Linked DNA regions of Homo sapiens: region 1 is linked to region 2. Evidence: chromatin loops called from intact Hi-C (ENCODE). Cell type or tissue: stomach. All regions are shown on one strand. Each heading gives the region's core, and the rest is flanking DNA. Links, peaks and the distances in the headings are about the cores only. Region 1 overlaps MICAL3 (microtubule associated monooxygenase, calponin and LIM domain containing 3). Region 2 overlaps MICAL3 (microtubule associated monooxygenase, calponin and LIM domain containing 3).

The links. A loop is a pair of places that touch in the nucleus more often than their neighbours do. Peaks named below come from ENCODE experiments on the same cell type or tissue, not always from the same donor. Only the 100,000 strongest peaks of a DNase experiment are listed, where the experiment ranks them.
Region 1: it touches region 2 in a loop (2.3-fold over the local background); 52 of 110 quality-filtered maps call a loop at or near these places.

Annotation. Positions count from the first base shown.
Region 1 is chr22:17,912,277-17,927,777 of GRCh38, reverse strand. All of the region lies in intron 1 of MICAL3 (microtubule associated monooxygenase, calponin and LIM domain containing 3), which reads left to right. Among named protein-coding and RNA genes, the nearest start is that of MIR648, 61 kb to the left of the region's middle. In stomach, for the core only: no CTCF peak of the experiment used is centred there; DNase peaks (open chromatin) are centred at 5,667, 7,307 and 9,967; H3K4me3 peaks cover 570 bases; H3K27ac peaks cover 2,262 bases.
Region 2 is chr22:18,005,794-18,021,294 of GRCh38, reverse strand. The region is part of intron 1 of MICAL3 (microtubule associated monooxygenase, calponin and LIM domain containing 3); the gene reads left to right. It also overlaps the pseudogene RHEBP3. Among named protein-coding and RNA genes, the nearest start is that of MICAL3, 11 kb to the left of the region's middle. In stomach, for the core only: no CTCF peak of the experiment used is centred there; no DNase peak of the experiment used is centred there.

The sequences.
Region 1 (15,501 bases), core at 2,571-10,570, 93 kb after region 2:
GATGGATGAGGAGGTTCATATTTGTCATCTGCCTTAGTTCAGAGAAGACTGAAGCAGCTCAGAGGACAAGCAGAGGTTCAGAGAAGTGTGTGCACGGGTGGGGAAAGTGTGTTCTAGGCTGTGAAAAGAAACTGTGCTGGAAAGAACATGGGTGTTCCTGGAGCAGCAGGCAGATGTCGGGGGCTGAGTACAGGGGTGTTGGGAGGTTAAGGTGATGAGGGTGGAGGTGAAGCAGGACCTGCAGCCCCAAGGTTAGCCTGGTAGAGAAATGGTGTCTTTCAAAGTGTAAGCAAGGGGGTGGCTTAAGTAGATTTGTTTAGAAAGATCACTTTGGAAGAAACATAGTATGGGAATTGCACACTTGAGCAGGGTGTATTTGTGTCCCCATGTTTATGGCAGCATTGTGCACAGTAGTCAGAAGGTAGAAACAGCCCAGTTGTCCATTGATGGGTGAATGGAGAAACTAAATGCAATGTGGACTACAATGGAATTATTATTCAGCCATAAAAATGAATGAGGTCATGGTATATGTTACAATGTGGATGAACCTTGAAGCCCTTATACTAAGTGAAATAAGCCAGACACAGAGAGACAAATACATGATTCTACTTATATGAGGTACCTGGAATAGACAGATTCATAGAGCCAGAGTAGAATGGTGACAACCATGGGCTGAGGAAGGGGAAATGGGGAGCCAGTGTTTAATGGGTACAGAGTTTCTGTTGCGGATGACAAAAAAGTTCTGGAGATAGACAGTGGCGATGGTTGTGCAACATTGTGAATGGATTTAATACCACTGAATTGTACAATTAAAAATGGTTAAAAACAACTTTTATGTTATATATATCTTAACACAATAAGAAAATAAACCAAAATTACCTTGAAGAAGGGTCTACATTTAAGAGACTATTGCAAGGGTCCAGGTAGAGATAATGAAGTCCAATGCAGTGACGTTAGAAAGGAAGGAATAAATGGGCGAGGAATTTAGGAAGAGCAAATGCGAATATACCCTGCACTGTGCTGCCTCCCCACCATGCTTAGCATGGTACAGTTGCCTGCACGCCCACGCCTCCGGCCTTTTGCAGTGGGAAGTAGGAGCGGTGTGGAGGCCAACACCTGGAGTTCTGACTTAGGTAGATGGCAGTTTTACTAGAATTGAGATTCAGGGAGAGACATAAGTTTGGGAAGGAAGATGGGGTTCTATTTTGAGTAACCTGAGTTGGAGCAGAATATGTATGCCCTGGCATATTCTGATGGAGATGTCCAGGGGACAGTTACAAAGATGGTGCTAGAACAAAATAGAAAGAGGGCCAAGGACAGAGCCCTGAGCATCCTCTTTACTTAGAAAGTGGCATAAAAAGCCGGAGGAGCATGCACAGAGAAACCAGGGCAGGAGAGTTCAGCTATATAATCCTTTGTTCTCCACCAGGTTTGCTTTTCGGTTACTCTACAGATTCACGCTTCTCCCCTGGGATATTCCTTTTCCAAGCCAGGCTGTTGTTGGGAGGGCACAGACGTCCTGGAATGCCAAGGTTGAGGATGGTGAAATGGACTCAGGGAAGTTGGATTGTATATCGGGAAGTTGTAGACCTTTAGTCTTCTAACCAGTTCTGCTTTGTTGATTCCACTGTCCTTTCATTGCATCTTTGCTCATGTTCTACTGATGAAGAAAAATTGAGAGCTTTGACCAGCATCAAGGTCAAGATGAAAGACATCAGTAAGACCTTACAGTCCCATGGATACCATCACTTAAAATGCCTGTGCGTTTATGTTTTCCAAGTCAAAACATTTTTTTTCATAAATTTTATTTTATTTCTTTGATCAGTGATTTAGAAAATGTTTGGGTTTGGGACTCACAGCCTGTCATTTTGTACAGTATTTTTGAAAGCACCCAGCTGTCAGGAGGAAGGGACAATGCCTGTTTGAGGATTTAACTGAAACGTGTTTGATGCCTTGGCTGTGGTGCTAAGATCTGTCATGGTGAAGAGAGATTTGTGCAGTAGTACCCTTCCGACACTGTGGAAGGAGGGGTGCCGGGAAAACATGGACAGATGAACGGGTTCTTCATTTTAGTTTGAGAAGCACTATTCTCAACAAGAGTTACTTAAAAAAAAATTGTTTAAGTTTCCAGGTCCTCCAGCCAAGCCCAGATGAATGCTTTTCAGGCAGAGGCAAGATAGCTGTGACCTCCTCAGCTTTCTGCCTGCTCTGAGCTCCCTTCGTGTTGCTGAATTGGCAGCAACAAGTAGATATCAACTTCTTTTTTCACATTCCTCGTAAAACTGACTGAACCATAATCGTCTTCAGGTTTGGGAGATATTAAATATCCCCTCCAGGGTGATGGTTGCACAAGTTGGCAGATTTACTAAAAATCACTGATTGTACACTGAAAACGGGTGACTCTTATTGTCTGTAAGTTATACTGCAATCAAGTGGTATAGAAAAACATGCCCTCCAGTCCTGAGAACAGTATGTTTTTCTGGCCTGGTGGTGGTTTTTGGGGAGCCAGAAGCCCTGCTCTGAGTCCTTTGGTTTCCTGGCCGAGCCCTTCAGAGGTCCTGATGTCAGGAACTTGGTACAGCTTGTGGCTCTCACCTGGCTCCCTTCCCCTTGCTCTCTCAGGTGCTCGGCACCTAGTGTGGTTGGAATATTTACCAGGAATGAGCCAAGCCCATTTTGGTTTCTGGCCAGAGGGTAGCTCTCCAGGATCCAGAGCCCAATATCCAGTTTGTGGCTTATTCGGATCCCAGGACTCTTTCCCCCCGTTGCTATTTGGTCAATTTCATTGTTCTGTTGGCACCCAGTTTGCAGGGTGTGTTAGGCCATTGTTGTGTTGTTATAAAGAAATACCTGTTGCCAGCAGGGATGGAAGCTTACTGTGAACAGTGGGTTGAGTTGCCCTGAGGAAGGAAGGTCAGAGCACTGGAGCTATTGTGGGCATGTTACTATGTCATCCTGCAGCAATGTTTATGAAATACCTGCTGTTCTCACACTGTGGCTTGAGATGCTCTGGGGCTTCTGGTTGCAGGTCTTCTGAAATACAGGGTTGCTTAATTAAGGTCCTTTAACAAAGTACGTCCATGGTGTTTAGCACAGGTTGAATATCTCTTCTGAAATGCTTGGGATCAGATGTGTTTTGGATTTCATATTTTTTTCAGGTTTTAGAATATTTGCACTATACCTACCAGTTGAGCATCCCTAATTGGAAAATCTGCCATCAGAAATGCTCCATTGAGTGTTTCCTTTGAGTGTCCTGTTGATGCTCAAAAACATTGAGATTTTGGAATATTTCCAGTTTTGGATTTACAGATTTGAGATGCCCAACCTGTATCTATATCAAATATTTATTTAAGTTGAACAGAGTACATTGGCTTTTCCTTGCCCCAGTGAGTGGTATTTCTCAAGGCGGTATATTTAATCTGTACCTGAACTGGTCCGAGGGGTGAGATGTGCCTGATCCGCTGGCTGTGCCCTGGTGAGTTGGAGTCTGTGGAGCTTGACTGCAGACACAGAGCTCTCCAGGATTTGTGAGAGGACTGACGGTGTCCTTTGGTGGCCTTCCCATAAGGATGGTGATATGGTTTGGCTGTGTACCCACCCAAATCTCATACTGAATTGTAGCTCCCATATTCCCCACGTGTCGTGGGAGGGACCTGGTGGGAGGTAATTGAATCATGGAGGCGGTTACCTCCATGCTTTTCTTGTGATAGTGAGTTCTCTTGAGATCTGATGCTTTTATAAGGGGCTTCTCTCCCTCTTCGTGCTGCACTTCTCCTTGTTGCTGCCATGTGAAGAAGGATGTGTTTGCTTCCCCTTCCACTATGATCATAAGTTCCTTGAGTCCTCCCCAGCCGTGCTGAACTGTGAGTCAATTAAACCTCTTTCCTTTATAAATTACCCAGTCTCAGATATGTCTTTATTAGCAGCATGAGAATGGACTAACACAGATGGCTTCCCTGGAGTTAGACTTGTGTAAGCCACAGTTGGCAAGAGGGTCACAGCAGTAACACTTTCTAATATCCCTTAGGGAACACTGGGGTTTGCCCAGATTTTAGGTTTCAGTCCTTGGAGCAAGCCAAAGAATGTGTATCCCAGAGCCAGCAGGCCAATGAACAGTAGTCCTGTGCCTGTAGCAAACTAGACAAGTGCTTTAGAAAACCAAGGGGTGGGCAAAGCCCAGCTCAGGACCTGAGACTGCCACTGGGCCCCAGCAGGTACCAGAAGGTGGCCTGGGCCTTTTGGCCATCAGGTGCTGGCATCTTAGTCCAGGGTAGATGTGGAATGGAGCTGGTAGCCCCTCTGGCTCTACACTGGCTAATCTTATTGGTGCTGAATTGAGTAAAGATTAATAAGTCTTCTGTAGAAAAAAAATGTGGTAGGTTGCTGGCTTGGAGCCCAGAGCAGTTGGAATTTTGGAGCCCAGAGAGGTCATGGCAGTTGGTTTTTGGCAACTGGTCTTTGGGAGAAAAGAAACCACAGTTTTGGCTATAGTTCAATATGCTCCGGACAGGGTAGGGTCACCCCTAGGGCAAGGGGTGCATAAGTGGGGAGAAGTTGTGGGCTGTGGACTTTCAAGACCCTGCCTGAGTGTAGCTTGGGGAATTTGCAGTATTCCTTGAGCAGAAGAAAGCAAGCTTGTTACTCACTTTCTCTGAATGTTTCATTTCCAACCAAATGGATCCTCCTTCCCATGGAAGTGGTGTGGTGAGGGGTGTAGCTGGGGGAGTGATCTCAGGGGTCAGCGGGAATCAGCAGAGGGAGAGGTTTGGCTTGGAGAAGCATTTGATCCACTGATGAATCATGCCTAAGTCCCATACTCTTTTAAGCTAATTTCAAGGGAAAATACATTCCACTGAGCTGGTTTAGGGTCAGTTGTCTAGATTTATTTCTGCTTTGGAGAGAACAACTGAGATTTTCTCCATGAAAATAGTTGAAGAAAACCATGGCCTTGGAGCTAGCTAGCCCTCATTCCCCATTCCTTTCTGTGGCTTGGAACCAAGACACACTGCTTGGGTTTGAGCATGCACAGCTACCTTATTGGAGAATAAGGACCCTCCTGGAACAAGGCTGTGCTCACCAAGCCTGTGCCCTGGTGCATACACTTGAACCTGGTTTTCTTTCGTCCCGAGCCATTTGCATCTCTAAGAAGCCTGTGGGCATGAGTCTTCCCTTCAGCCATTCTAACTCTTGGGAGCTTCAACATCATAATACCAGTGACTTAGTGTCTGAAAAAGGTGAGGATCATCCTGGAATGTGAACAGAAAACAACAGTCCTGTTGTTTTCATAATTAGGAGCCATTCAGACTCCTAATATGCCTTAGGGAACTCAACTGTGGCTGCTTCCTGGTCCTTCTTACACCCCCTAAATTGTCCAACAAGTTAGTAACAAGTTAATCATCATGCAAATGCCCTTTCTCCTTTTGTGTAGTTCTGTGACATTAGATGTTATGGCCCAGGCGAGACTTCTGTTTATCTTTTTCCTTCTTTCTTGGCATCTGCCCGCATCTGTACTACGTGCAAACATGAACGTGAATTCCTCTACCTAGCCAGACCCAAACACAAACGGGTAGGCAGACCTGGACTTAATTCCAGAGCAAGTGAGGAGTGTTGAAGGGGAGGCACGCACCCAGGTGGGAGGGAACACAGGGGAAAAGGTGATTGGCTGCTTGGGGCTGGGGTGGGCGGGGTCGCTTTAGTGAGGTCCGGAATGCTGAGCTGCAGTCTCAAGTGCAGGAGGGGCGTTGTAGGCAAAGGTGAGGAGGCGGCAGAGGTGAGGAACACGTAAAAGTGTGGTGCATGCTGGGAACCTGAGAGGATGGGTTGCATCTATTAATAGTAGTGAGAGAAGTCAGCTTTTTGGGCCTTGCTGAGGGTTTGGATTGTTTCCTAGTGTCAGCAGAGGCTGAAACGGGTCACATTGGCCCTTACAAAAGACCCCTCTGGCACTCGTGGAGGATGTATTGGAGCGAGTTTAGATTAAGGGACAGCTAGCCGGGCGCGGTGGCTCATACCTGTAATCCCAGCACTTTGGGAAGCCGAGGTGGGTGGATCACTTGAGGCCAAGAGTTCGAGACTAGCCTGGCCAACATGGTGAAATCCCGTCTCTACTAAAAATATGAAAATTATCCAGGTGTGGTCGCACATGCCTGTAATCCCAGCTACTAGGGAGGCTGAGGCAGGAGAATCACTTGAACCCTGAAGATGGAGGTTGCAGTGAGCTGAGATCGCACCACTGCACTCCAGCCTGGGCAACAGAGCAAGACTCCATCACACACACAAAAGAAAAGATTAAGAGGCAGCTGTGCTAGTCCAAGCTAGTGTCAGTCAAGGGAAATGACCAAGGCCAGTCTCAAGTCTTAGTCATTTTAAGAGATACATTTGCCAAAGTTAAGGTTGCATACCCGGGAGACAGTTCTATGCCTTTCTCCGAAGATGATTTTGAGAGCTTCAGTATTTAAGGGAGAAAGAGTGGGATATTGTGAAATACACAGTTTTCATGTTGAGGGAAGGGAAAAATAGTCATTCATGCCTTTGACTCTGAATCTGCCTTTTTACATGAGATAACATAGACAATAGAGCAGAGGAAACAATCAGATATGCCTTTGTCACAGGTGGGCAGAGAGATGACTTTGAGTTCTGTCTTATGTCCCCGTACCTGTGAAGATAAGCTGTCAACTTACATTGCCATGGTGAATTTTAACAGAAATGCTTTAGGGTAAAGATCTTGGGGCCCACAAGGAATTTCCTTGTGGGCAAAATGCGAGGGAGTCATCTTTGTAGTCATCTTATTTAGGAACCAGAATGGAAGGTGGGTTTGCATGATCCCTTTCCCAGCTTGGCTTTTCCCTTTGGCTTAGTGAGTTTGGGGCCCCAAGATTTATTTTCCTTTCACACTGGGAATCTCGGGGCTTCCACCAGGATTGTGGTAGGCAGATGAACATTCTAAAGTTAGAATCAGCAGATTGGGTTGAGGAGTGGAGAACAGAGAAGGGTCTGAGATGACCCCAGATTTCCATTTGGTGGGTGGTGGGTTTGACTCCGTGTGGGGTAGACTTCCTTGGTGGGAGGCACCTGTGGATGGCTAAATGGAAATGTTTAGTAGCTTTGGATCTCTGGAGGAAGGTCAGAATGATAAAAATCAAGGGCCATCCAATTTTTTGAGAGCGGCAGATGAAAGAATTGCAGCTGAGAGACTGGAGGCCGGTGTGGAGAGTGGGCAGAAGCAGGAGACAGAGCACAGCCAGGGGAGGGCGGGTTCCAGGAAGCGCTGCAGCCAGGGAGCTAGCCAGATAAGACCGGAACGCGTCTGAGCCTGTCTCACTTGAAAGCCACCGTCACCCTCAGTGGAGTGTTGGAGACAGAGGCCAGATTGGAGAGGGAGTGAAAAGATGACCGGAAGAGGGTCATTAGGAGGGTGGGGACGGGCTGGGGGCCCCAAGACACAGCGTCAGGCTGGAGGAACCAGTGGGGTATTGTAGAAGGCAGTATTGGGGCCCCACCTATGGGTGGAGATGACGGGGCAGGTACAGCCACATCAGTCCTCACTGCGGGGACTTGCAGAAAATATGCTTTTGTCCCACCCCCATTCCACTCCCAAGGCTGGCGTTTCACGCGTGCAGCTTTCCCTCTCACTTGCCTCCTCCGTCACCGCCCAGCAAGTATGAAATGCGCAGTAACCCTTTGAGTCCTGTGTCCTCCTGCCTCAAATGAAGAAATGTTGCCTTGTCTGACACCTGGGCTTGTGGCAGCTTCGTGGCTTTCTCATGCAGATGTTAGCCATACAGGTAACTTGGAATCAGAAGTGTTATGGGTCCTTCACTCGTCTCTGGGGTAGTGGGCTGGGGCTGTTGCATAGCATTTGCTGACACTGATACCGCAGTTCTTTAGAAACCAGTTTCTTTTTATAGGGAACAGTTACACTGAAGCTATTTGGCTATTGAAACAAAGCTGCCTCCAGGTCCTGGCTCCTGACAGGCTCTCTTCTGATGGCAAGAACAGGTCCTGAGCTGGGTGTGGGGCCTGCTGGGCAGAGCCTGTGTGAGCCAGGTCCAGGGCTGGTCGTGGTCATGGAAAAAGGGCAGGTCTCCAGGGGAGCACCTCCCCCGCTGGGCAGAAGCCATCTGGACTCTCCTTGTAGGGGTCCCATTCTCTGTGACTCCCAGCCTGGTGCCACTGCCTGAAAGCACACAGTTCATTTTCATTTGATACGACTTCTGTCTCATATCCTAACTCAGTTCTGCCTGGAGAAGTTCATATACACAGCCGTTTGTTCATCAAGTGGTCCTCACTGTGCACCACCTGTTGTGGTCCAGGGACTGTTCCAGGTGCAAGGACGCAACAGTGAATAAAATGGCAAAAATCCTCACCCTTCCAGAACTTACATTGTAGCAGAAAGATGGATTGTAAGTAAATAACATTTAGAGGCTGAGTGTGGTGGCTCACACCTGTAATCCCAGTGGGAGGCCAAGGCAAGAGGATTGCTTGAAGCCCAGGAGTTCAAGACTAGCCTGGGCAACATAGGCCCTATCTCTACAAGTAAAAAACAATTAGCTATGCTTGGTGGTGTGCACCTGTGGTCCCAGCTACTCAGGAGCCTGAGGCAGGAGAATCGCCTGAGCTGAGGAAGCTGCACTGAGCTATGATTATGCCACTGCACTCCAGGCTGGGTGACAGAGTGAGCCTGTCTCAAAAAAAAAAAAAACCCACAAAAACCAAAAACATTTGGAGTATGTCAAGTTGTGGTAAGTGCTTTGGAGAAAACCAGGGAAAGAGGATGAGCAGGTTTAAACGATGTGACCAGGGAAGTCCACACTGAGAAGCTGGCATTTGAATATATGTGTCAGCTGCATTAGAAGGCTCGTGCCCTGGAAGTCAGAGCTTGTTTTCTCTGTTCACTGCTGTTATTTCTGGAGCGTAGAAGAGTCCTCGGCCCATAATAGATGCTCACTAGTATCTTTTGAGTGAACGGATCGGAGGGAAGAGCATTTTTAGACAAAAGGAGCTGCAGATGCGGAGGCTGAGGTGAGAGGGTGTCTGGTAGGTGGGGAACATGGGGAGGCCATTGCGGCCAGCAGGGATGGAGAGGCTGGCGGCAGGAAAGGAGGCAACAGAGGGAAGGCGTGTGTATGGGTGCAGGTCTGGGGGGCGCTCCATGAGGTCAGAACTGTTTTTGTAATAATACTGAGTGCTATTATGTGCTTTTCCCACCCTCGTTTGCCCAGGTGTGTACAGTGGCCTTTTCTAGAGGCTACGTGATATGTGCTGCTGCTGCAGACAGAGCAGGCAGGAGAATCTGGCTGCCACACATTAAAGAGATTTGCAGAAATGTGGAAAACTGTCACTCTTCTCACTGAATTTCTGTCTTGGAAAGTAATTTTTTTTTCTTAAGATATGTTAATTGTTATTTTAAAGTGAATTAATGTTGAAATTTTGTCTCAGTCTTAATTTTACATATAGTAAATATTGATAGCTCTTTGGGTCCTCAATGTTTTTTTTTTAAGAGACAGTCTCGTTCTGTCCGCCAGGCCAGAGTGCAGTGGCATGATCGTAGCTCACTGCAGCCTCGAACTCTGGTCCTCCTTAGCTTTGAAGTGTATAAAGGAGTCCTGAGACCAAAATGTTTACGACACGTTTATAGGGCCTTGTAGGCCATTATTTTATATTTGCTTTTATGCTGGCTGAGATGGGAAGTCATGGCTGAATCAGCTGAGGAAATTTAGTGAAGACAGTTTACCAATTCCTGATTGTCCTTGAGGACAAAGCAGGTGTATCCGGGTGGGCGGCATGCTGTGGATGGGCACCTCAGCAGGAGAAGGCTCTGGAGTCACTGTGTGCTCATGCTCTACTCCCTTCTCATAGCTGGGCTTACCTCTGCCAGGGGAGATAGAGGGAAGGGACATGCTTTGTACACAGTGTCCACAGGATGTGGGTCGAGAGTGACGGGGCAGGGGCGGGGCCTTCTTCCCTGGGTGTGGTCAGCAGAGCTCTCTCTGATAAGGTGAGCCAAGACCTGAAGAGCGAGGGGCACTCTGCATGGCTGGCCAGGGCAGCCCCGCCCAGGGAGGCCTTGGTGAGCAGGAGAGAGGCCATGTGGCTGGGCCTAAGGGTGTTGGGGAGGGTGGCAGGATCTGACCTGGGGCTGGGATGTGGCAGTCAACGTGTCTGATGGGTGTTTTAAATGGATGCTCTGGCTGCTTTGTGGAATATTCTGGAGGGTGGGTTTGGAGGAGCAGAAGTAGGGGAGGCTCATGCAATGAGCAAGTGAGAGCTGGTGGTGTCTCAATGAGGATGATAGAGAAGACATGGTGAGAAGTGGTTGGATTTGGCTGTATTTGAAGGTAGAACACAGAATTTTCTGAAGAACGGACCGTGGGATGTGACAGAAATGCAGACGGGGGCAAGGTTTTGGGTTGAGTGTCCGGGTAGCTGGCGGTGTTGTTTACCAAGATGCAGAACACTAGGGAAGGAACAGGCTCTGGCGAGCGGCATCAGAGTGTTGCCTCCAGTGCTTTAAGCTAGAGATGCCTGTCAAACATCCAGGTAGAAAAGTCACACAAGTGATTGGTCGCACAAGTTCAGGAGAGAGGAAATAAATATTAAGGCACCATTGGTTATTGATACTGTGTAGATAAATCTACGGGAGGGAGGATCCTCCAGGGCACAGCTTTCACAGTGGCTTGTGTCTCCGTGGGTCATGAAGTCAATACAGTGGGCACCAGCAATTTTCAAAAAACGAAATAGAATTGAAAACAATATCTCGGTAGTAAGGGCTGTTGTAAAATGTTTCCTTTTATGCCAACTGATAGGGGAATTTTGCCCTATGAAACATTTTTTAAAAATTAAATTTATGTGAAAAGAGAGCTGTGTCCTAGATCACAGTATGAAACTTCTTTTTTTAAACTGCAGATCACAGTTTAAAAGCCACTGATGTAGAAGGAGATGTAGTTTCAAAAGAGATCAGAGACTGAGTTGATTCCGGGGCCATTTCAACGTGCAGAGGCTTGGGATGGGTCTGGGACCAGCAAAGGACGCAGAGAGGGGCTATGAGGTCACAGCAGGACCCAGAGAGTAGTGTCCCCTTGTCCTGGAGGCCGGTGGGGTTGTGGGGGGGCAGACGGTAGTGAGCTGTGACTTGTGCTGCAGACAGGTTGAGGAAAACAAGGTTTGAGAATTGATCATTGGATTGGACAGCATGGAAGTCATTCATGACCTTGATGAGGCATTTCTGTGGAGGGCTGAGGACAAGGTCTACTTGTTGGAGGTTCAAAGATAGTGGGAGAAGAGAAAGTTGTGAACAAAGCATTGACAATTCTTTCAGCGAGTTTTGCTGTCAAGGGGAGCAGAGTAAGTTAGTTGGAGCGGGTGGGGTCAGGACTGGGTGTTGAAAGACGTGTCCTTGCTGAAGACAGTTCAGTGGGGTGAGGGAGGATCACTGCAGGGAAGGGACCAGTGTGGGAGGCAGCATGCTTGAGTAAGAACGGGGACAGGATCAGAAGCACAGGCAGAGGCTGGCTTCAGCGAGACATGCGGCAGATGTCGCTCGCTATCATTGGAGGGAAGGCAGATGATATGGGCATAGACATTGATTACCGATAGAAACTTGCGGAAGAATGCCGAGAAGGTGGAGAAACTGAGAACCATGGCAGAAGAGAAATTGTGTTTTCGTTTTTTGGTTTTTGTTTTTTGTTGCTTTTTGGGTTTTTTTTTTTTTTTTTTTTTTTTTGAGACTGGATCTCGCTCCATCCCCAGGCTGGAATGCAGTGGTGCAACCATGGTTCACTGCAGCCTCGACCTCCTGGGTAGCTGGGACGACAGGTGTGCATCTATGCCTGGCTAATTTTTTAATTTTTTGTAGAGATGAGGGTCTTGCTATATTGCCCAGTCTGGTTTTGAACTCCTTCTGAAGCAATCCTCCTGCTTCAGCCTCCCAAGGGGCTGGGTTTACAGTCATCAGTCGCCACACCCAGCCTATTTTGGTCTTCTACACAGAAATCGAATCCTTGAGAAATGAACATTGATTGCAAGCTGCTCAGCTTGGTGCCGTTGACATGTCATCGATAGGCAGGTGTGGGGTGGCTGGTGGGCCTAGATGACCTTTCAGATGGTGCTGAGCCTTGACTGCAGTGTATTTTGTGGTTCTGTGGCAGTGACGACAGGCAGGCGAGACACCTGAGAAACCCCATATTCTGTTCCAGGTTAGTCTCCTGCCAGCTGTGTTTTGGGCCAGCGTCGGAAAGCCTTAGCTGCAGGCTCTGCCCCTGCAAGAGGGAGGAAGCGACCTGACCCGAGTGCCTTGGTAGGACCTTGCATGTTTCCCACAAGTTCTCCGGTCATCTCGTGAGGTATTTCTCTCCCTTCGGACTGCTGGAGGCTTGGCATTCTCTGAGTCCCTGTGTGCAGTGGCCTGGAGGTTGCCCTGTACGGCCTACCAACCAGCCAGCTTCCTGGGTCTGCCCAAGTGTAGGTGACCGGGTAGCCCTTTAATCAGCAGAACCTTATTGAGCACCTGCTGTGTGCCTGGAACTGAGTACATGGTGCTAAGCAGAGTGTTGGGTTGGTGCAAAAGTCAGTGCGGTTTTTGCTATTAAAAGTAACGGCAAAAGTAACTGCACTGACTTCTGCACCGACGTTATAGATTGGATTCCGGCCCTTGAGGAGAACAGCTTTTTTTTGGGATTCTCCTTTGGTTGTGTTTTCCCACATCCTCAATGAGGCTTTCTCCCCACCCAGAGGCCTTTCATCACCCCTGAGGGCAGGGCTCTTAGATTAGTGGGTCAGGAAGGTGTGGGTCTTTTGGTCTGTACTGTTGACAGTGGGCAGGTTGAGGTCCACCTTCTGTCCTTCCCCAAGCTCCTACAATGGATGGAGTAGTATTAGGTGATTGGAAAATGTTTTGTCATTGACTCCTCATAGGCGTTGCTGATGGCTGGGGTGCAAGAGCCTGCCGCAGAATGCCAACTGATACATACTGTGTTAGCACTGTTTTAGTTGCTTAGCCTTTTGGCAGCCAGTAAGAAGAATTACTGTGAAACCAGACTGCTCTCACTGCCATTTGGAAAGGGCTCCATTTCAAAGGAGCAGATGCAGTGATAAATCATGAGGAGAAAAAGAATCCTGTATTGTGTGTCCTTGCTAAATTTACTTGAAACTGCATATCCATTGCTAGCTGGGCAGCTATCTTCCTGGCAGGCAAGTTCCTGCTCTCGGGTGGTTAGGGACTGGAGGCATGCATTCTCATGAGCTTTCATTTCTCAAGCTGTATTCTCAGGTGGTTTTTCATGATGGCTAAGGACTTAGGCTCTCAATTGGACAAGTCTGGACCCAAAACATGCCTTTCCCCATCTGCAAAATGGAGGTCATACATCCTGCCTCGCGGGATGGTGGTGAAGATGCCATAGGCGTGGATGTGGCACCGAGTAGTAACGACTCAGTATCTTCTATCTGTCTTGTTTAACACTACAGTTTAGCAGGACTTACACAGATCTTACTCCTTTAGCACCCCCCTCCACCCAATGCCATTCTCACGCTTTCTAGAACAGATGGAGTGGAGAGGGGAAGAGTGATAATGGAGCAGAGAAAGTTCCAAACCATTTTTCTTTCCTTCAAAAAACAAAACCATCTGAACCCTGTTGTTCCGTTTTTATTTAGACTGAGTATGCGCTTTCATTGCTGGAGTTTATTGATAAACTGCTGGATGATAACAGCGCTACTGTGGGTTGGTCCTTGCTCTGTTCCTGGCACTGATAAACATTTTACATTCGTTACCTTACTTCCTACAAAACCCTGTGATTTTCATTTTACAGATGAGGAGACTGTAGGATGGTGAGCCTCAGGCATTCTTCTTGATTGCTTGTTTTGGGGGTTACTTTGAACGTGAGTTGACGTCATCATCAGTGATTGTGTTTATTGGGTGCCTCGCTATGATTCAGACATTTTAATGTGTTTGGGGTGACAGAACTGCAAGGCAGAGGTCAGGTCACTTCTGACTTACTTCATTTCTCAGCTGCGTGGATGTTCTTAACTTGGTTTTCATGAAGAAATAGGTTGTTAGCAAAGAATAGAAATGAAAATTAGAAAAGATACAACATAAGTGTTAGGACTGTACTACAGTCCTGCAGGATTAGGGACTTGGAAGAGAACCCAGAGGCTATCTGGGTCTGGCTCTTCTCAGATGCCTCTAGAGAGGGGTCATCCACACCCAGCCAAGCAGAGTGCTGGTCATGAGAAAAATGCCACACTCTTGCAGTGTTCCTGTTAGACTGTCACTGCCCGCCCAGGCTGACTGTTGCATTCCTGGATACCACGTTTTGGTAGCACATTGGAAGTCTTTCTCTAACATGTGTCCAGGTCTCCTTCACCTTCCGCAGCCACGCAGGCCAGGCTAGTGCTTTCCCCAGGACCGGTCCTTCAAGTACAGAGCTGCTGGGCTCCATCCTACCCTCGTCACCTCCACAGAAACACGACTTATTTCTACTCCAGGTCGGGTTATAGCGCAGAGACCCAGTCCCTGCCCTAAGGAAGTTCACAATGGAGGAGAGAGACATTTAAATAATGTCCTTGCAGAGTGGCAGGAGCAGATGAGGAGTGCAGCCGGGTGACAGGCAGGAGAGGGGAAGGGCACAGTGGTGGGGGGAGGAGCTGGCTTCATGTTTCCTCTCCATCCTGCTGAGTGTCAGCTTGATGATAAATAGGATGGAGAGTCAGGATAGATCCCAGGATGCAATACATGTGGATTCAATACCTTCTCATGATAGAAATACTCACCAGACTAGGAATAGAAGAAAATTACCTTCACCTAGTAAAAGCCATATGCGAAAAACCATGGTACGTGTTATGTTCAACAGTGAGAGACAGAAAGCTTTTCCTCGTATGATCAGGAACAAGACAAAGATGCCCACTTTTGCCTCTTCTATCCAACATAATCCTGAAGTTCTATCCAGAGCAGTTAGGCCAGAAAAAGAAATTAAAAGGCATCCAAATTGGAAAGGAAGACAGTTATCTCCATTTGTAGATGATATGATCTTATGTGTAGAAAATCCTACAGATTCCACCAGAAAAACCTGTTCAAGGCTAGTACATAAATCCAACAAAGTAGCAGGATACAAAGTTAATACACAAAAATCAGTTACATTTTTATATACTAATAGTGAACAGTCTGAAAAGGAAATGATGAAAATAATTGTCTACAGTAGCATCAAAAATAATAAAACACTTAGGAATTAGCCAAGGAGGTGAAAGCCTTGTACAGTGAAAACTAAAAAACATCACTGGAATAAATTAAAAGATAAATGAGAACAAATTCACGCTTATGGGTTGGAAGACTTACTATTGTTAAGATGTCACAATTACCCAAACAATACACATTCAGTGTAATCCCTATCAAAATCCCAATGATTTTTTTTTTTTTTTTACAGAAATAGAAAAACCCATCCTAAAATTTACATGGAATCTCAAGGGACCCTGAATAGCCAAAACAGCCCTTCTAAAGGAGACCAAAGCTGG
Region 2 (15,501 bases), core at 2,873-10,872:
GGCAGGCCAGCCATGTGAGGGCTGCCAGCCCAGTAGATGGCTAATCCAGGAATACCAAAACCATATCTCATTTCTATTACCCCTCCCTGCCACGACCACCAATATCTATTCTCTGAAAAGGGCAATTTATGGCACAGGCCACTGGGGGAAAATGTCCAGTTGATCCAGCTTAACCCATGTATATCAGTTCATCTTTAGGGTGCTACCTAAACTCAGAGTGGGACTAGTGGAGACATTGTGTGGCTTTAATAAATTCCCTTTTCACACTTTTTTAAACTGTGGATTGTGACTCATCAGTGAGTCATGAAATCAACTTGGTGGGCCATTTTATTTATTTATTTATTTATTTATTTATTTATTTATTTATTTATTTATTTATTTGAGACAGGGTCTCACCCTGTCACCCAGGCTGGAGTTCAGTGATGAGATCTTGGCTCACTGCAGCCTCCGCTTCCCAGGTTCAAGTGATTCTTGTGCCTCAGCCTCCCAAGTAGCTGGGACCACAGGTGCCCACCACCATACCCGGCTAATTTTTGTATTTTTAATAGAGATGGGGTTACCATGTTGGCCAGGCTGGTGTCGAACTCCTGCCTCAAGTGATCTGCCTGCCTCAGCCTCCCAAAGTGCTGGGATTACAGGTGTGAGCCACTGCACCCAGCCTATTTTTTTTTTTTTTTTTTTACTTTTTAAAGGTTTACAGCCATTTTATTTGAAAGTATACATTTAGCACCATGAAATAAACACTGATATATTGAAGCCTGGTTAATAGTAGTGTAACAATATATTTTGATGATTACATTATTTTAAACAACAAACTACACTGAAAAATTAATGCCGATAAAACTCTTGGTCATAATATTAAGAAATACCATATATAAATTGAAAATATGATTGCTTAAAATTTGAAAATGGAAGTGCACTCGTTTGGACAGTCAGAATTTAACATAATCTGAAGGGAGAGGATCTCTGACCCAAAATATATCTTTCAGGTTAAGAGAAGGAAAAAGAAGTGTAGTTTATCTTAAAGGATGATGGGAGTTTGTTTCTTCAGGTGGAAGATATTCCCAGTGTCCTCAGGTTTTGCAGTAGAATCATATCACTGAGCACGAAGATTTTCATTGGGAAGCTGCCCTGTCAATTTTATCTGCCTCTAAAATTGTCCTCTTAAAAACATCAGCAGCTGGCCGGGCGCGGTGGCTCACACCTGTAATCCCAGCACTTTGGGAGGCCTAGACGGGCAGATCACGAGGTCAGGAGATCGAGACCATCCTGGCTGACACAGTGAAACCCCGTCTTTACTAAAAATACAAAAAAATTAGCTGGGCGAGGTGGCGGGCACCTGTAGTCCCACCTACTCGGGAGGCTGAGGCAGGAGAATGGCGTGAACCCCGGGGGGCGGAGCCTGCAGTGAGCCGAGATCGCGCCACTGCACTCCAGCCTGGGCGACAGCAAGACTCCATCTCAAAAAAAAAAAAAAAAAAAAAAAAATCAGCAGCATTCTCATTTTCTCTAGTAGAAAATTCCAAAAAAGCCGCATTCCAAGATTCTGCCAAAGCTTCCCTGATCACCCTTTTTTTCTTTTTCTTTTTTTTTAATTTTTGAGACAGAGTCTTGCTCTGTCATCCAGGCTGGAGTGCAATGGCGCGATCTCAGCTCACTGCAACCTCCGCCTCCCAGGCTCAGGCAATTCTCCTGCCTCAACCTCCTGAGTAGCTGGGATTACAGGCGTGTGCCACCATGCCCAGCTAATTTTTGTATTTTTAGTAGAGACAGGGTTTCGCCACGTTGGCCAGGCTGGTCTCGACCTCCTGACCTCAGGTGATCTGCCTGCCTTGGCCTCCCAAAGTGCCGGGATTACCGGCGTGAGACACTGCGCTCGATCTGATCACCCTTTTCATATGCAGGTCTTTCTTATTTCCAACCGACATAATAGATATTTCCACTTTCCCCACCATATCCAATGATTTGCCATGGATAACTGTAATCACTTCAGAACTTTTCATTGATGTGGCAGAATACACAATAATACAACCATTAATGTCTATGGAGTTTGTCTGGGGAATAATGGAATATTGATCTTGGGTGGGTCCTTTTTTTTTTGAGACAGGGTCTCCCTCTGTCACCCAAGCTGGAGTGCAGTAGTGTTGTGATCTCAGCTCACTGCAGCCTTGAACTCCCAACTCAAGCGATGCTCCCACCTCATCCTCCTGAGTAGCTGGAACTACAGGCATGCATCACCATGCCTAGCTAATTTTTGTATTTTTTTGTACAGACAGGGTTTCGCCATGTTCTCCAGGCTGGCCTCCAACTCCTGGGCTCAAGTGATCCACCCTCCTCGGCCTCCCAAAGTACTGGTATTATAGGCGTGAGCCACTGTGCCTGGCCAGGTGGGCCATTTTAAAAAGAAAGAATAGAAAATACCAGAGTGTATACGTGTAGTGAAGGGAAGATTTGTGTCCTGAGATTTGTGTTTCAGTTTTGTATACTGTGTGTGTGTGTGTATGTGTGTATGTGTGTGTGTGTGTAGATAGATAGATAGATAGATAGATAGATATTTTTTATTTTTATTTTTTTCTTGAGACAGAGTCTTTGTCACCCAGGCTGGAGTGCAGTGGTACAATCTTGACTCACTACAACCTCCGCCTCCCAGGTTCAAGTGATTCTCCTGCCTCAGCCTCCCAAGTAGCTGGGACCACAGGTGCCCACCACCATACCCTGCTAATTTTTGTATTTTTAGTAGACATGGGGTTACCATGTTGGCCAGGCTGGTCTCAAACTCCTGACCTCGGGTGATCCACCTGCCTTGGCCTCCCAAAGTGCTGGGATTACAGGTGTGAGCCACCATGTCCAGCCTGTATATGTATATTTTTGTTGTGTACACTGAATCGTGATGCAAAATATATTTCTTATTATGAATCATGGTCAAGAAACTTTTAAAGTCGTTACCTTGAGCAAATACCGACAGAAATTGGAGTTGAATCAAAATGAAATATTAAAAGGTCAAATTCTTCAAGAGCTAGCAAAAAAATAGAATTCAATATATTTTAGATCTATGGATAATTTTCAAGTTAAAAGAATCCATGGGGGAAAACTGTGTTCATTTAAATTTAAAATTTCTATCGGCTGGGCGCAGTGGCTCACGCTTGTAATCCCAGCAATTTGGGAGGCCGAGGCAGGCGGATCACGAGGTCAGGAGTTCAAGACCAGCCTGGCCAACATGGTGAAACCCCTTCTCTATTAAAAATACGGCCGGGCGCGGTGGCATGCCTGTAATCCCAGCACTGTGGGAGGCCGAGGCAGGTGGATCACGAGGTCAGGAGATCGAGACCATCCTGGCTAACATGGTGAAACCTCATCTCTACTAAAAATACAAAAAATGAGCCGGGCGTGGTGGCGGGCACCTGTAGTACCAGCTACTCGGGAGGCCGAGGCAGGAGAATGGCGTGAACCTGGGAGGCGGAGCTTGCAGTGAGCGGAGATCGAGCCACTGCACTCCAGCCTGGGTGACAGAGCAAGACTCCATCTCAAAAAAAAAAAAAAAATTAGCCGGGTGTGGTGGCGGGTACCTGTAATCCCAGCTACTCGGGAGGCAGAGGCAGGAGAATCACTTGAACCCGGGAGGCAGAGGTTGCAGTGAGCTGAGATCACACCACTGTACTCCAGCCCAGGTGACAGAGTGACACTCTGTCTCAAGAAAAAAAAATTCTATCAAATGAAAAAGGAACAGAGTGGGGGAAATATTTGCATTATATATTACAAATTAAAAGTTAACCTCTGTTAGGCCAGGCACGGTGGCTCATGCCTGTAATCCCAGCACTTTGGGAGGCGGAGGTGGGTGGATCACAAGGTCATGAGTTCAAGACCAGCCTGGCCAACATTGTGAAACCGCATCTCCACTAAAAAAATAAAAAAAATTAGCCAGGCATGGTATCAGGCACCTGTAATCCCAGCTACTCAGGAGGCTGAGGCAGGAGAATCACTTGAACCTGGGAAGTAGAGGTTGCAGTGAGCCGAGATTGCGCCATTGCACGCCAGCCTAGGCAAGAAGAGCGAGACTCCGTCTCAAAAAAAAAAAAAAAGTTAACCTCTGTTAAACCAATAATTCATTTCAAAAAAGGAGAATGGGCATGGGATTGTGGACAAGGGAGAGGCAGAGACTCAAGGACTGACTTGGGCCTTTGGAAGGCCAGGTTCTATACGGCTTTTTTCCTGAGTGTGGTGGTGCAAGAAAGTTAGTGGTAAATTAGTTACAATTTCTGTTCCCCCCACTACATACTGCTCTTTTGATGTTGAACCAAACCTTTAATAAAGCATTTTGAATACTGCAGAAAGAAAAGAAACTTTTTTTTTTTTTTGAGACAGAGTCTGGCTCTGTCACCCAGGCCGGAGTGCAGTGAAGCAATCTTGGTTCACTGCGAGCTCCGCCTCCCGGGTTCACGCCATTCTCCTGCCTCAGCCTCCCGAGTAGCTGGGTCTACAGGCGCCCACCACCACCCCCGGCTAAGTTTTTGTATTTTTAGTAGAGACGGGGTTTCACTGTGTTAGCCAGGATGGTCTTGATCTCCTGACCTCGTGATCCGCCTGCCTCGGCCTCTCAAAGTGCTGGGATTACAGGCGTGAGCCACCGCACCCGGCCTAGAAACATTTTAAAGAGTTTTAAAACATTACAATTCTGTGCATAACTGTCTACTATATGATTCCAATTATATAACACTCTGGAAAAGTTGAAACTACAGGGAAAGAAAATAGAAGAGTGATTGCCAAGGGCTGTTTGGAGGGAGAATGTGACTACAAAGGCACAGAGGGAGACTTTTCAGGATCATAGAACCATTCAGTGACCTGTCTATAGTTGTTAAAAGTCATAGAACTGCACACGAAAAAGAATAACTTTTTGATATGTGAATTATACCTGAATAAACCTGACTGGAGGACAAAAAACAACTCTCCAGGGATAAATTCACAGTTCATAAAAAGAAATTCATCTACATGAGGCAATGCAATGAACAAAACATTGATATGTGTTCACTGTTGATAGCAATCAAAAGTGCAAATTACAACACCATTATACTGTTATGCTTCTTGCTAATGGTTAATAATTTTTCAAAACCGCAACATAATGCTATTGAGGTTACAGTAAAATTCCATATTTATTGTGGGTTGCATTATAAATTGATAACATTTGTGGGGAATGCAACATGATAATATATGGGAAAAGCCATAAAATTACTACCACTATATAGGAAAAGCCATATAATTACCAGACCCAGGAATTTATCCCAATAAAGTTAGTTAACAAAGGTTTTTTAAATTTCAGATGCATAAAAAATACCCTCTGTTGTGTTGGTTATAATAGAAATAAGTAGAAATCACTGAAATGTCTAATATTATAGGGACAGTTTAAAATTTTGTTGGTACATTATACAATGGAATATCTTGCATTCACAACCAAAGCCTAAATCAAGAGGCATGTAGAAAGAAACATGGAAAATACTTTTGATAAAAGGAACAATAGCGAATAGAACATAGCAAGCACATCATGTTCATAACTGTAATAATCTGTGTGCCTGTGCCATAGCTGTGCTGAAGTGATGGATTAGAGATGAGTCTTAGGGTCGCGCGTGGTCGGAGGCCATGACAGGCAGATCACCTGAGGTCAGGAGTTCGAGATCAGCTGGCTAGCATGGTGAAACCCCGTCTCTACTAAAAATACAAAAATTAGCCGAGTGTGCTGGCAGTCACCTGTAATCCCAGCTACTTGGGAGGCAGAGGCAGGAGAATCACTTGAACCCACAAGGCAGAGGTTGCAGTGAGCCAAGATCACACCACTGCACTCCAGAGTGAGACTCCATCTCAAAAAAAAAAAAAAAAAAAAGATGAGTCTTAAATCTTAAATTTGTAAAATTCTCTTGCTGTTATTATACTGCCTTTTCAATAACAAAGCACCCTCAAATAAAACCTTCGAGATTGGAAGAAATGAATGTAGAAGAAAAGAGAAATCTCAGAAATTATGATATATTACAAAGTAGAATGTTTTTTATTAGCCCCAGAAACCAGAAGAATCCCAAGAGTCACAATTATGTTGAATAAATCCAAGCTGTGTGGGTTTTCTTTCCTCTTGCTGTCATTTAACTTTGGTGAAGTCCTTGCTTACGGCAGGTAGTTTGTGAATATCTACTGACTGCTGAATAAATGCCAAGGCCATCTTTTAGTTGTACTTTTCACAATCACAGGCCTGGGAAAACTTGAATTTATCTCTGAAAAAGCATCAGAAATCTTAGTACAAGCAACACTTTCTCTTTTTTTTTTTTGAGATGGAGTCTCACTCTGTCGCCCAGGCTGGAGTGCAGTAGCGCAATGTCGGCTCACTGCAAGCTTCTGGGTTCATGCCATTCTCCTGCCTCAGCCTCCCGAGTAGCTGGGGCTACAGGCACCCGCCACCACGCCTGGCTAATTTTTTGTATTTTTAGTAGAGATGGGGTTTCACCGTGTTAGCTAGGATGGTCTCGATCTCCTGACCTCGTGCTCCACCTGCCTCAGCCTCCCAAATTGCTGGGATTACAGGCATGAGCCACTGCACCTGGCCTAACACTTTCTCTTTAACTGCTTATTTTTAGGACTTTAATTTTTCCAGCATAGGGAACATATCTTTGGGGACTTTTTCCCCCATTAAGAGAATTGTAAGAATATTTTAAGTAGGTCACAACTCCTAGGGGAAAGAAGGGTATGTAATGAACAGAGCTCTGGGGAAGCTTTTTTAGAAATGTGCCTAATGTAGATGTTTAAGTGATGGAGCTTTTTCTTTTGAAGTGGGAAACAGGGAAGGGGAAGAAGGTAAGAGAAGGAACAAATCCAACAACTTGGAAAAGCTGTTCTCTTCCTTCCAGGCTCTGGTATTTTCAGATCGAATGGCCTAATATACAGTTCCTGGGTTCTCCTGAACCTTTGGTTTGCTACATAACCTCGAGATAAATATTTAGTGTCTTAGTGCCTCATTTTCATCATCCTTCACAGGAATGAAAATTCTTACTCTATTCCTTCTCCCAAGGCATGTTGGATGGGAGAATTCGATTGTATTATGCGCACCCTGTGCTCTTTTTCCTAAGGGCATCTGAATTTTCTGGTAGGACTTCCACAGACAGGAAACCAAGAAATGTGTGTGTGTGTGTGTGTGTGTGTGTCTAAGAGAGGGAGAGAGAGAGGTCGGGCATGATGGCTCATGACTATAATCCCAGAACTTTGGGAGGCTGAGGTGGGTGGACTCCTTGAGGCCAGGAGTTTGATACCAGCCTGGGCAACATGGTAAGACCCCGTTTCTACAAAAACTTTAAAAATTAGGTGTGGTGGCACACACCTATAGTTCCAGCTACTGGGGAGGCTGAGGTGAGAAGATTGCTTGAGCCCAGGAGTTCAAGGGTACAGTGAGCTGTTATTGTACCACTGCATGCCAGCCTGGGCAACATAGCAAGACCTTGTTTCTCTTTTTAAAAAAATAGAGGGGGAGGGAGATAGAGAGATTGTATTTGGATCAACTCAGAAGCAGTAATCTTTGGACTAAAAGTGCCAATTGCTTTAATTTACTATGCAGATAAAATAATTTTCATTCTTAGGGACAGGCATTTCTGTTTACTAAGCACATACCCTAGGCCATGTGCTTTCCTATGCGTCACCTCCATCCACCCTCAACAGCTCTGTGGCTTCGGCATTGCTACACCCATTGTGCATTTTTATGTGGGAAGTGGGGATTTGAAGTCATTTTTCTCTCCCAAGAAAACCCATGCTCTTGTCATGACCCCACATCAGACAGACTTGGGTTCAGATTCTGACTGTGACACTCATTAGCTGTGCCACCTTGGGCACATCTTTTAACTTCTCTGAAGCTCAGCTACCTGTACTAAAACAGGAGTAATGACAGAAAAATGAGGTTATTAAGAGAATTAGAGAGTACACCTCTAGGGCTTTCTGATTGTAAACAACAGCAATATGCTCTAGGGCTAACTTTGGAGAAGGATGGAAGACATTTATTAGAAGGATATGAATTAGCTCATATAACTGAATGCAAAGCAAACAGCCAGGTCTTGGAAAGGATGAGAGCCAGGCCAGCTGAAGAGATCTCAAGAATAGGGAGGTAACTGCCTTCTTTCTTCAGGGGATTCTTGACTGCATGAAGCAGCTCCGGTTGTTTTCAGTTCTGCGGCTCCCTGCTTGACACTCAACTTCCAGGAAGAGAGGTCAGACTAGATGAGGCTGGACCATGTGCTGCCTTCCTCATGGATGGAGAGCAAGGTGCCTCCATCCCCATGCCCACCAGACCTGCATGCAGTGGGGGAAAGGTAGTTTCCACAATAGAAGCTAAGATGTAGGCACTGTTACCAAGCAAGGGGGTCTGAATGCTGGGCAGGCTAAAGCCACAGTTACCACCGTGGAGCTGATGCAGTCAGACATCCCAGCCCAGGACCTGGTACAAGGGAGTGGCTCCATAAATGCTTGGTTTTGCTGGTAGTGTTTTCACCTGACCTCCTGCAAGGCAGCAATTCCAGACCAGTAAATCACCATGTAACAGTACATCTAGAAATCCTAGCTCAGCATTCTTCGTAGGCGTGTCATGTTGTGATACACACAGAAGATGGTATTTGAGCAGCAAATATCTGAGGTAAACTGACAAGGTGCTCCTGCAGGAGGAGACTGGCTGGGAGGCTCTGGCCGCCCCGGCCCTATCTGGCAGCCCTGGGAGCTGAGGGAATCAATATGGCACTTATGGGCAATGCACCCGTGAAGAAGCCCAATTAGATGATGGAACTTCAGGCCCCCCGCCCACCACTATCGCCTTGGTCTCAGCACTGTCTGGCCCTCCCTTACCCCTCCAAAAGTTTGAAAGAGGGTCCCTCCCCATGAGGGCCGAGGCCTGAGGCCCAGTAGAGTCAACAGTGGTACCTCTGCCTTTCCCCACTGATGACTGCCAGCTGCCAGCTGTCCACTCGCTCCTCAGGGCCTTCATTGTCAGGAAGTGAAGCTTTTCAGGAAACAAAAAGTAACTTCTCTTCTTATTTATTAATTTTTTTTGAGTCAGAGCCTTGCTTTGTCGCCCAGGATTGAGTGCAGTGGCACAATCTCTGCTCACTGCAAACTTCGTCTCCCAAGTTCAAGTGATTCTTCTGCCTCAGCCTCCTGAGAAGCTGGGATTATAGGCTCCCGCCACCATACCTGGCTAATTTTTCTATTTTTAGTAGAGACGGGGTTTCACCCTGTTGCCCAGGCTGGTCTTGAACTCCTGACCTCAGGTGATCTGCCCACCTTGGCCTTTCAAAGTGCTAGGATTACAGGTGTGAGCCACCAGACCCTGCTCTAAGTTCTTTTTTAAAAAATTTTTTATTATTTATTTATTTTATTATTATTATTATTTTTTGAGACAGAGTCTCGCTCCGTCGCCCAGGCTGGAGTGCAGTGGTGCGATCTCGGCTCACTGCAAGCTCCACCTCCCAGGTTCACGCCATTCTCCTGCCTCAGCCTCCCAAGTAGCTGGGACTAGAGGCACCCACCACCACACCCAGCTAATTTTTTTTTTGTATATTTAATTAGTATATTTACTATAATATAGTAATATTTTTACCGTGTTAGCCAGGATGGTCTCGATCTCCTGACCTCGTGATCTGCCTGCCTTGGCCTCCCAAAGTGCTGGGATTACAGGTGTGAGCCACCGCGCCTGGCCTTTATTTATATATATATTTTTAGACGGAGTCTCACTCTTGTTGCCCAGGCTGGAGTGCAATGGCGTGATCTCGGCTCACTGCAAGTGATCTCGGCTCACCGCAACCTCCGCCTCCTGGGAGGTTCAAGCCATTCTCCTGCCTCAGCCTCCCGAGTAGCTGGGATTACAGGCGTGTGCCACCATGCCTGGCTAGTTTTGTATTTTTTAGTAGAGATGGGGTTTCACCACGTTGATCAGGCTGGTCTCGAACTCCGACCTCAGGTGATCCGCCTTCCTAGGCCTCCCAAAGTGCTGGGATTACAGGCATGAGCCACTGCGCCCAGCCAGCTTCTCTTCTTGATAAGGCTGGGAACATCTGGCCCAAGGGGCCTAGATGATTTTAGAGCATTTATCTCTCTGCCTACTTGTCAATGATGGCATTGATTATGAAAATCAATGATTGTGGTGTGATACAGTCCCTGGAGGCCGAGCTGCAATTGCTGGTGCTCACATGGGGGTTTCCAAGCAGGGCCAAAAGCAGCACTGCAGGCCTGTGATCGCTGAGGCTGCCAGAGCACAGAGGAGACATTCAGTCTCAAAGAGATATGCAGGTTCTTCTCAATCGCTTTTCTTTTCTTCCTGTTTGTTTTTTCTTTTTGTTGCCAGGGAAGGGCTGCTATTTTACAATTGTGTTTATTTTTTCCCCATTACAAAAGTATGGGGAAAGGCATACCCCATTCTCTTCCCAAATGAAAAAGTACAAATAAGCAAAATGAATATAATTTTGAAACACCCAACTCCCCACCCATCCCTCTATTCACCTGGCTATGAACATGTTAGTATTTATCCTTCTCAATTCTCCTTCTTTCTAACCCTCCAGGTCTCCACCTCCCGGCAGTGAGGTGCTTTGCCTGAAAATCTCTGGCTCAAGGTGGAAGGAACTCTGCTCCTTTTCTGCCAGTGGGAGCTAAGAAAAGAAAAGGGGAAGCTCACTTCTTAGAATACCTTTTTCATCTCCCCATGAAATCCTACCATTCTTTTGAGGGACCTCTCAAATACCCCCTCCTCTATAGAACGTTCCCTGCTCTCTTAGATGGAAGGCTTCTCAGTCTGAGACAGCACTTTCCACCTGACAAAGACTCTCTCTATCCAAGTCTCACTTTCCCTGCACTATTGTTAGCTCCTTAAGGTCAGACACCATGTCTAATTGTCCTCTGCACAGCTCTCAGCAACCAGACAAGTGCCTTGCCCATCACAGACACCAAGGGATGAATGAAAGAAAAAGACTCAGATGCTTAAATCAAACAGAAGTTCACATGATCTCAAATGGGAGCGAAGAGAAGGATTTGGAGTCTGTCCTGTGCACAGGACAAAGGAAGGCTTGACATCTTTCCCTTCCCTACAAGAGGCTCCTCCCCTCAGGTGCATCTTCTCTGAAATCTGAAAATGCCGATGTGCATGCTGGCGGTTTCAAGTTCATTAGTTCCATTCTGAGGCTTTATCAGGGCCTCTTCTACCGCTATTCCACTTCCTAAATGGGAAGTATCATATGCTTTCTCCCTGCTTCCCTCCCTCCCCTCCCTTCCCTTCCCTCAGTCCTTTCCCTCTGTCATTTTCTGTTTCACAGTTGAAAACAGAGCTGTGTAAAATAAGTCATATTCAGATAGAACCCAATTGGGCTGAATTTGACCACATGTAATTTTGAAGCCAGTGTTTTTTTTTTTTATTATTAGTTTTTTTAAAGACAGGGTCCCACTCTGTTACCCAGACAAGAGTGCAGTTGGCCTCATCATAGCTCGCAGCAGCCTCCACCTCCTGGGCTCAGGCAATCCTCCTGCCTCAGCCTCCTGAGTATCTGGGACTACAGGCATGCACCACCAGGCCCAGCTAAGTTTTGTGTTTTTTATAGAAACAGGCTCTTGCTTTGTTGCCCAGGCTGGTCTGAAACTCCTGGCTTTAGCTGATCCTCCTGCCTCGGCCTCCCAAAATTCTGGGATTACAGGCGTGAGCCACTATGCCTAGCCTACTGCTTTTATCTTTAATAGCAACATGTCTGAGCAGTGGAGGAAGGTAGGACTAGAAAGACTTCCCCTCCTCACTGCAAAAGGAACCAATGACAAGGGCAAGTTTACTTGTTTTAGTTCTGCAGAGGTATAGCATTTACTCCTGTCTAGTGCAGAGCACAGAGCTCTAAGGTCTGTGTTCAAAGAATCAAGTCCTACAGAATGTGTGTGTGTGTGTATTTTAATATATCTTTATATATAATATATATTTTATAAATTTTTCTTAGATGTAGTGAATATGAGAATATAAGTCCAGAAAAACCCTGTTTATAAAATTTGCCGTGTTTCCCAGAGACTTTCAAGAATCCAGGCCAAATTGGCTTAGGGAAGGAGTCTTCTGCGAGTTACAGAAGGACTCTAGAAATCTCTGTTTTGGTGATGATTGTGATGTGCAATTGTAGACTTTATTTTGCAGTGCCTTGGTAACTAGAGATTTCTTCTGCATAGTCCCATCTTGGTTTTGTCTGTTTCCACTGCATAGAATTTCTGGCTACTGCTGAACATACACATGCCAATCAGTTAGGGGAAAAATCACCCAATTTTGAACCATTATATTGTGAGAAACTAATGCAGAAGTAGATTTGCAACTTTGTCAAGTTGCGTTTTAATTTCCCTTTTTTGAAGAGACAGCCTCTCGCTGTGTCGCCCAGGCTGGAGTGTAGTGGTGCTCAGCCTCAAACTCCTCAGCTCAAGTGATCCTCCCACCTTGGCCTCCCAAAGTGCCGGGACTACGGGTGGAGCCACCACACCCAATCTTAATTTCCTTCTTCCTGGCAGGGTGAAAACATGCAAATCAGTCTGGAATTAGTTAAAAAGTAAAAGATATGTAATTTTCTTAAACCTCACTATGAGATATTAGCCTAGAAATAAACCCCAGAACCTAGAATGATGTCTTCGAGCTCTAAGACATCCCAATCCATGGATCTTCTTAGCTTTTCTACAGAAGATTAAGTTGGTTCCAAACCAGTCCCTTCGTGTAGAAGAGGGGCAAGAACATGGAGCCTTTCATGTCTTCAGTAGGTCCACAGGACTATGAATGCAGCCCAGGAATCAATTTGTTCTAAACCACTCTGTTCTTCCTTCTTGACTCTCTCATCCAATGGATAGGATGGGATGGGCTTTTGAGCCAGTCCAGGCATCCTGGGGGCCATTAGACTACACATGGCTTGGGATTTCCCTGGAGATTGCTTAAAGCTGAATGCCCTTGGGGTTCATGATAAACTGAACTGGTGGCAGTCACGGGTGTGCTATTTGGAATGCTTGGAAGGGATGGACTGAGCTCCTATTGCACCATGCTTTTTTTTTCTGAGGTGGAGTTTCGCTCTTTTTACCCAGGCTGGAGTGCAATGGCACGATCTCTGCTACTGCAATCTCCACCTCCTGGGTTCAAGCGATTCTCCTGCCTCAGCCTCCTGAGTAGCTGGGATCACAGGCAGGCTGCCACCATGCCAGGCTAATTTTGTATTTTTAGTATTTTAGTATTTCACCATGTTGGCCAGGCTGGTCTCGAACTCCTGACCTCAAGTGATCCACCTGCTTCAGCCTCCCGAAGTGCTGAGATTACAGGCGGGAACCACCGTACCCAGCCCATCATGCATTTTTTTTTTTTTTTTTTTTTTTTTTTGAGATGGAGTCTCGCTCTGTCGTCCAGGCTGGAGTGCAGTGGTGCGATCTCGGCTCACTGCAAGCTCCACCCCCCGGGTTCACGCCATTCTCCTGCCTCAGCCTCCCGAGTAGCTGTGACTACAGGCACCCGCCACCATGCCCGGCTAATTTTTTGTTAGCCAGGATGGTCCCGATCACCTGACCTCATGATCCACCCGCCTCGGCCTCCCAAAGTGCTGGGATTACAGGCGTGAGCCACAGCACCCGGCCCCATCATGCATTTTTTACTTTGCTAGCCAGTGGTAGATAGCTGATCAAAACTGGTTTAAGTCAAAAACAAAAACAAAACTGAGCATAGTGGCTCAGGCCTGGAATCCTAGCACTTTGGGAGGCTGATGTGGGAGGATCACTTGAGCCCAGGAGTGCAAGGCTGCAGTGAACTATGACTGTGCCACTGCACTCCAGCCTGGAAAATAGAACAAGACCCTGACTCTAAAAAAGAAAAAAAAAACCATCATGTTTTAAGTAATGTAGAATAGCATAGGAAAATTCCTAGCCTATTAAGTAGAAAAGTAGATTGCAAAGCAGTTTGATCAAATTTTGTTAAAAAGATAATACAGAAAAAGAAGATATATGACACATGTACACAGAAAAATACAAGAAAACACATACATCAAAATGGTAACAATGATATGCTGGTGAACGTAATGGGTATTTTTATTTTTTGTACTTTATTTAAAAAATTCTTTTACAATGAACATGTATTACTTTTGAAATCAGAAAATTGGCCGGGCGCGGTGGCTCACGCCTGTAATCCTAGCACTTTGGGAGGCTGAGGAGGGCAGTTCACCTGAGGTCAGGAGTTCAAGACCAGCCTGGCCAACATGGTGAAACCCTGTCTTTACTAAAATACAAAAATTAGCCGGGCATGATGGCGGGTGCCTGTAATCTCAGCTACTCAGTTGGCTGAGACGAGAGAATCGCTTGAACCCAGAAGATGATGGTTGCTGTGAGCAGAGATTGCACCACTGCACTCCAGTCCGGGTGGCTGAGAGGGACTCCGTCTCAAAACAAAAAAAGAAATCAGAATTTTTTTGTGTGTGTGTGTGTGACAGAGTTTCGCTCTTGTTGCCCACGCTGGAGTGCAATGGCACAATCACGGCTCATCACAACCTCCACCTCCCAGGTTCAAGCGATTCTCCTGCCTCAGCCTCCCCAGTAGCTGGGATTATAGGCATACACCACCACGCCTGGCTAATTTTGTATTTTTAGTAGAGACGGGGTTTCTCCATGTTGGTCAGGCTGGTCTCAAACTCCTGACCTCAGGTGATCTGCCCTTCTCGACCTCCCAAACTGCTGAGATTAGAGGCATGAGCCACCGTCACCAGCCCAGAAAATATTTTTTAAATTGAAAATAAGATAGCATATTCCACAAATCTTCTACCGGCTCCATTGCGGATTGAATTAGATGATTCTCCCTATTGTTTACTAAGTGTCCAGTTATTTCTGGGCACTCTCCACCTCCGCAGGACACTGCCCATCTCCCCAACCCAGGGCCATTTCTCAACCTAGTGCTCCTTCTCCTACTAGGGGGGCAGACTTCCCAACGTGAGCACCTACATTTCGCCGTAGATGGGATCCACTTGCACTCTCTGAGGTTCTCAGGCAGATTCCTTCCTTACGGAAGGGGGTCTGATATTTAATCACCCCATGCACTAAGTACACACTTCATGTGCGGATCCATCAGGATAACCCCACACAAGCTGCCAGTTCTTTGCTTGTAGTGGGTGCCCAATAAATGTTTGAATGCATAAAGAAAGCACTCAGATAAGCAGAGACATTTTAGAGCTCTCTGGGGATGAGAAAAGAGAGAGCTATGGGAGTGAGAATTAACTTGATTGACTATGGCTGGACCTGGCAAAGAACAACTCAGAAGTATTGGCCTCACAATCACCTTGTTCAGGCTGCTTAATCAATATTAAAAGTTTGCTGCTCCCACACAATTTTGCTAGGCTCTCCAACCCTGTGAGGATGTCAACAGTTGAAAAAGAAGAAATAATGAGCCCAGCCTGTATTTGCAGGGGAGTGTTAAAACTGCCGGTGGAGCAGGATAGTTTGCTAAACAGCCAGTTGAGAACTTTCCCAAAC